Regions from separate parts of the Homo sapiens genome. Here region 1 is linked to region 2. The links are chromatin contacts, found by Hi-C in ENCODE. All regions are on one chromosome and are shown on one strand. The core of a region is the stretch at or near the end of the contact, and the rest is flanking DNA. Distances in the headings are between cores, read along the strand shown. Region 1 holds the start of AKAP3 (A-kinase anchoring protein 3). Region 2 holds the start of CACNA1C-AS1 (CACNA1C antisense RNA 1).

Region 1 (2,822 bases), core at 323-2,822, 2.0 Mb before region 2:
ACAGTTCTGTCCTATAGTGTGTGGATTATGTTACATACTAGACTTGCCTCTACAGAATTTACTCAAAAACTTACTTTACCAGACAATAACGCAGAGTGGTTAAGAACACAAGCTATGGTGTCAGTCAGAGGAAAGTAAGTTAAAAGAGGAAAATTAATAAAAATACCTAGAACTGGAGATTGCAGATAGCAGGTACTCAATAAATAGTGATTACCATTCACAATCTACATTACGTCATACAATTGTAATAGTTTAACAAGAACCAGCAAATGTCTTTGCAAAGACATTGTGACTACAAAACCATCCACTATAAGTGATGTGCACCACCACCTTCCCAGTGGTATGCAGGAGTTCTACCCAAGATGGAAAACAAAAAAAAAAGGATCCTCTAAACACTCCTAATTCTTGCCTCAGGCTGAACATCAAGCCTATCTGTGGTGCTTTTAAAAATTTAAGGTGCAAGGAGCTAATCTCACAAATTCTGACTCAATAGCTCTACACTCAGTCCTCATTTCTAATTTTTATAAAGCTTTACGAGTGATTCTGACATGAGCCAATTTTGAAAGCAAATGATATTCTGTAACGACTAAAATACACTAAGAAAAATACAACTTTGGGGGTTTGATTGGAATATGTTTGTGGAAGAGTAGAGGGTGAAAGGACAATGATGAAGTGTAACCGTATTTCTAATTTCCTTGCTTTTTAGTGAGTGGAAGGACAAATGTATGTTTTCAGTTTGAGGAGTGGGAGCAGATCCAATCAGAACAGAAGAGAAACTAAATAATGCTAACAAATTCTAACATAGCCTTCATTCTTCACTTTCCTTTCCACCAAGCTCCTGATTCTTCTCTCCTCAAACATCACTCTCTCCCCCAGACCCCAACGCACTTTGCCGAACACATTCTACATCCGTAGAGACGCTTTTGGGTAAAAGGATGCTTTTACAAATATTAGCTCATTTAATCTTATCAGAGACTCCCTGGTATTGTAATATTATCATTTCCATTGTGCTCATATGAATTGAGACCCATTAAGGGTTTGCACAAGGTCATAAAATCAATCTAAGAAAACCTCTCGCCACTAGCCTTTTTTCCCTCCCTTACACATTTCTCCCCCCGCCCCATACAAATATTTCTCATAACCCTAAACCCTTACAACCATATCAGAATTCTGATTCTCTCGATCCCTAACGTGTCCCCCGCATTCTCCTCTTCGCTTACAGCTGCTTAAGATCTTTTGTCCCCTCCCAAGGTGGTGCACAATTGAATATGTGAGCCGGGGAAGCGGAAAGCGAAAGGAGAAACCAGACTGAGGCAGCTCCAAACCTAGAGAAACCAGAGTGTGCCTAGGAAGTTGGCGTGACCGCTGCAGCACGGTGCCACTTCCAAAACCTTAAATCCCCGTCTCGGAATCCCGACCAGGGGCCGCCGTTCCCGGTAACACTTACGTGACATTGACAGGACCCGGACAACCCGGGATTGTGCGGCAGCCGCCATCTTTTCCCACAATCCCCCACGACAGCACTCCCGGCTGACTACGGCTGCTAAGCTGGGTCAAAACTTACCTTTCTCGCCTGTCTGCGCAAGCGCTAACCAAGAAACGACGGTTTCGGGTAGATTGTTGGTTAAGAAGAAAGCTGGGAAAGTGAAGGAGAGGGGGAAGAAAGGAAGTGAAAAGACTTTGGCTGTTGGAATCTCAGATCTGGAATAGGCTGTATAGGCTATTTATAATCTCTAATTGCCGAGGAACCTGAAGTTCAGAGTTAACCAGTGACTGACTCAGGACATGCAAAATGGCAAGACCCGAGGTAGAAGAGCTCACCTTTCCTGACTCTCAGTTTCCTGTTCCCTGAAAATGTAAGCTAAGCTGGCAGCCCTGGTGAGTCCGGAGGAAGAAGGAGGCGTAGCCCTCCGCGCTCAGGAGATCCAGGGCCCAGGAGAGAGAAAAGGGGGGACAAGAACGAGGGGAAAAGTGGAGAAGAGAAACCAAAATAGGGTGTGTCCCAAGTAAATAAATGTGCGTCGAGCCCGCCAAGCACATTCTCTCATAGGGACCCTTGCGCCTGCTGTTCGCGTTTCCTGGAATGCACACTCAGGTGTCTGCACCAGCTCAAGTCTCTGCTCAAAAGTGACCTCTTCGGATAAAACTTCTCTGACCATCCTATCCAAGGTGGTAATTATTCCACCAATTTTTGGTTTAAGTTTATATACCAAAGCACTTATCACCAACTAGCATATGAATCTAGGAGTTCTTAACCAGAAGTGTGATTCATGAGTGGGCTTCGGGAAATCTGTGAACTTCCTGAAATATTATGCAAATTTAGTGGCCATGTGTGCCATCTGAACATCTGTCTAAGGAGAAACTGCAGATGGCTCTCTCTAGCGCAATGGCTTGTAATTTTTTCTTTAACTGTGGTCACCTTTGAGAATCTGCATTGTTCTACAAAGAGCCATCTAGAAACTGAGGAAATTCCAGGTTAGACTAAGCGCTTGGATTTTAAAATACTTTATTCTGGTCAACCTCTCCAGATTGCTGGGTAGGAGATGGCAACCAGTGATCCTGTGAAACATACCTTAGGCTTATCAGAAAACCACCTAGTTTGGGGAGGGCGGGTTCTTTCTAGACTTGGTAATCCTTCCAGTGCTTTGTTTTTTCAGGAAAAGTATGTGTTTCTGGGATAGACAAAAAGGCCTGTGATGAGTAGGGATGTAGAAGTTGCTTATTACTAGGCTTGAAATCTTGGCTGTTTCCACTCTATCTTGCCCCTACTGTTTACTGAAGTGTCGCCTAACAAATTGAATTGGAAGAGAGAAAAAAACCTT
Region 2 (2,873 bases), core at 67-2,566:
GGGGACTGCGTAGTCACTGGTGTGCACGGGCACATGGTGTGGGTGCATATACACGGGCAGGACATATGCACACAGACAACCCACCACACACACACGCGTCGCACACACTCGGAGACTCTCTCGCGCATGCTCCTCTCTCCCAAACCCACCTGTACACCCAGCATAAAAAGGAACCCAACTCTATCACCCACATGTGCAAGACCACATCAAGTGCATTGCCAGTTACCTTTCCATTAGATAACCGAACCAAACCAGAACAAAAATAGGTTACTACCTAAGGAAATGATAACAAATTATTGGGCATACACAATGGTTGGTAAAACTCTCCTGCAGCGGCTTCTATTGAACCTCCGTGGAAAAAGGAAACCACAACCGTTTAAATAATACAAGAAAACCAAACCCGATGTACATTGGCAAAAGTGAAAACAGAAAGGTGAGGGGGCTACAGGACTTTGTAAACACTCTTCTTCCTCCCCTCCCGCTGGGAAAGCAAAATAAAACATTTAAAAAAAACCAAAACCGAAAAGAAACTGCAACATGCTGTCAAGAAAAGTGTCAAACCACAAAACAAAAGAGCGCTCAGCGGAAGCTCAGCACCACCTGGTTGGGCGGAGCCGGCGGCGCAGCTCCTCCCTCGCGCTGCCTGCGGGCCGGCGGCTGGCCGGGAGCTCGGCGTGGCCCGTGCCGGTCGGGGGATCCCGTCGCAGGTGGGCAGGGACGGAGTGAGCCGCACCACTGCCGGCCCGACGCCCATCCCCAGAGCTCCGCGCCCCTGGAGGCCTCCTCCTCCCTCTCCGGGCCGGGTTGGGGTCCTCCTGGAAGTCCTGCCCCGCTCCCTTCTCCAAATCCGCAGGGCCCTGGCTCTAGGGAGACAGCGAGGCTCGTACAGAATATGTGCAAATGGTTTCTACAAGCAGAGTCGAAAGACACCCGTTTGCTGTAGGGTCCTTTTGGTGAGGGCGCGCGGGAAGCCGGGGTGCTCTCCCCGCGGAGGCGCGGCCGGGCCCGGGGCCTGCGAGCTGGGAGAGGGCAGGCGCCTTCCTCGCGCCCCGGGACCCTCGCCGCCTCCTCTCCCCGCCTCTGCAGACGCAGCCGGGCGCCTTCCTCCCGGAGGGCGGCTCGCGCACCCAGGCTCCGCGTCTGGTCCCAACAGAAATGAATGAAGACGCTGTTCCGGTTAACTCCAGGTCACGAGAACAGTGAGGCACTTCTGAAACGAACCCATTAGGAACATTGAAACAAATAAAAAAAAGCCCGCATCTGGCAGCGCCCACTACAGGCTGCTGACGTAGACCCTGCTGTCCTGGAGCTCCTCCTCACTCGGTCGACCCCGCGCGCGCACACAGCCCGCGTCCTCTTCGCCCCCGGCTCGGTCCTGCCCCGCGTCCCTGCAGTTCACAAAGGGTAAGAGGGCGCCATTGGGGCTCTGTGGGGCGCCCCCGCTGAGGATGTTGTCGGCCGCGCTCTCCATCTCCTCTATGGTCATGTCGCAGGCGTCGGCCAGCTCCTGGGTGGTGACCTCGATGAACTTGGGATCTTGAGCAAACTGCCCCAGTCCTTCTGAAATCAAGACCTGAAGGAGCGGGGTGGGAGCCATGAAGAACCAAAGGAACATTACTCCTGGAGCCCAGCTCTTCCCTTGAGGGCTAGAGCGAGGGGGTATCTGGTAGGTCACTTGGGGAAGTGTGCGTGTGTGCACGTGTACGTGTGTGTGTTGGGAGGGGCACCCATGGGGAACAAGTGGAGATGGAGCATCTGCCAGAATTAGGGATGTGCAGGCCAGAGAAGTTTTGGCTGGGGTGGTCAAACACTGTCATCAAATATATGAAGACTTGCTTATGGCCCAGCACGGTGGCTCACACCTGTCACCCAGCACTTTGGGAAGCCCAGGCAGAAGGACTGCTTGAGCCCAGGAGTTCGAGACCAGGCCCAGGCAACACAGGGAAACTTCGTCTCTACAAAAAATTTAAGAATAATTAGCTGGGTGTGGTGATGCACACCTGTGATCTTAGCAAGGCCAGAGACTGAGGTGGGAGGATCATTTGACCCCAGCAGCGCCAGGCTGCACTGAGCTGTGATTGTACCACTACACTCCAGCCTGGGTGACAGAGCGAGACCCTGTCTCAAAAAACAACCAAAACAAAAACCAGAGAAGGTTTGGCTCTCAGAGGGGCCGGGGGGTTGCCCTGATGCTGTATCAGCAGATCCCAGCCTGCCTCTCTCCTTTCTGACACCCACTGAACCTTTATACTATTCTTTCAGAGAAACCATTCTCCCTGGTGAAACTGCTGAGACAGGCCCACTGCCCATTGCCTGCTGCTGCCTTTCCAGGGGTGAGGTATCTGTGCAAACACGGCGCATGCCCCTGCCTTGCTTCTGCTGGGAAGGGCCAGCAGGTGACCCTTAAGCTTCTCTGTCCTCCCTACCGGCTGCTTAGTGCCTGGCTATGGGAAAATCGGCTCCTGAGCCAGCGGGTCGGGGGAAGCTGAGTGCAGCCTGGCACTCGCTCCTTTCAGGCATCTGTTTGTCTTGCTCCTTGCCCACGCCACTCATTCTCTCCTTGCCCTGCTTAGTTTTTCTTTGGCACTCCTGACCTTCCTGATGTGTTATATATGTATGTGTTTATTATCTGTCTCTCCTCACCATGATGTGAGCTCATGAGAGCAGAAGCTCTGTTTCTCAGCTGTGTCCCTGTACCTAGAACAGGGCCTGCACATGGTAGGCGCTCAGGGAAGGTCTGTGAAATGAATGCAGGATGATCGAGGCCACAGGAATACCAGACTTTGAGAGGTAAACCTTGGAAGCCACCTGGTTTAACGCCCCACCTCCTGCACCACAGCCTGACGCCCGGATGAGCACAGTCTCTGCTTGGC

Evidence for each region. A loop is a pair of places that touch in the nucleus more often than their neighbours do. Pooled maps may share reads with other maps.
Region 1: a loop to region 2 is called in a pooled map, with 3 times the contacts of the local background. The contact joins the promoter of AKAP3 here to the promoter of CACNA1C-AS1 in region 2. A Hi-C loop is called at or near these places in 4 of 50 pooled maps.

What each region holds. Positions count from the first base shown.
Region 1 is chr12:4,647,801-4,650,622 of GRCh38, reverse strand. AKAP3 (A-kinase anchoring protein 3) reads left to right here and starts at 1,572. Exons shown (of 6, transcript NM_001278309.2): 1 at 1,572-1,878. NDUFA9 (NADH:ubiquinone oxidoreductase subunit A9) reads right to left here and starts at 1,509. Exons shown (of 11, transcript NM_005002.5): 1 at 1,448-1,509. The coding sequence starts at 1,496. RefSeq lists enhancers at 1,084-1,739, 1,608-1,817, 2,098-2,147.
Region 2 is chr12:2,689,600-2,692,472 of GRCh38, reverse strand. It overlaps CACNA1C-AS1 (CACNA1C antisense RNA 1), which reads left to right and starts at 1,316. Exons shown (of 4, transcript NR_045725.1): 1 at 1,316-1,404; 2 at 1,494-1,666; 3 at 2,263-2,333. CACNA1C (calcium voltage-gated channel subunit alpha1 C) reads right to left here. Exons shown (of 47, transcript NM_000719.7): 47 at 1-1,573. The coding sequence ends at 1,274. RefSeq lists a silencer at 587-856.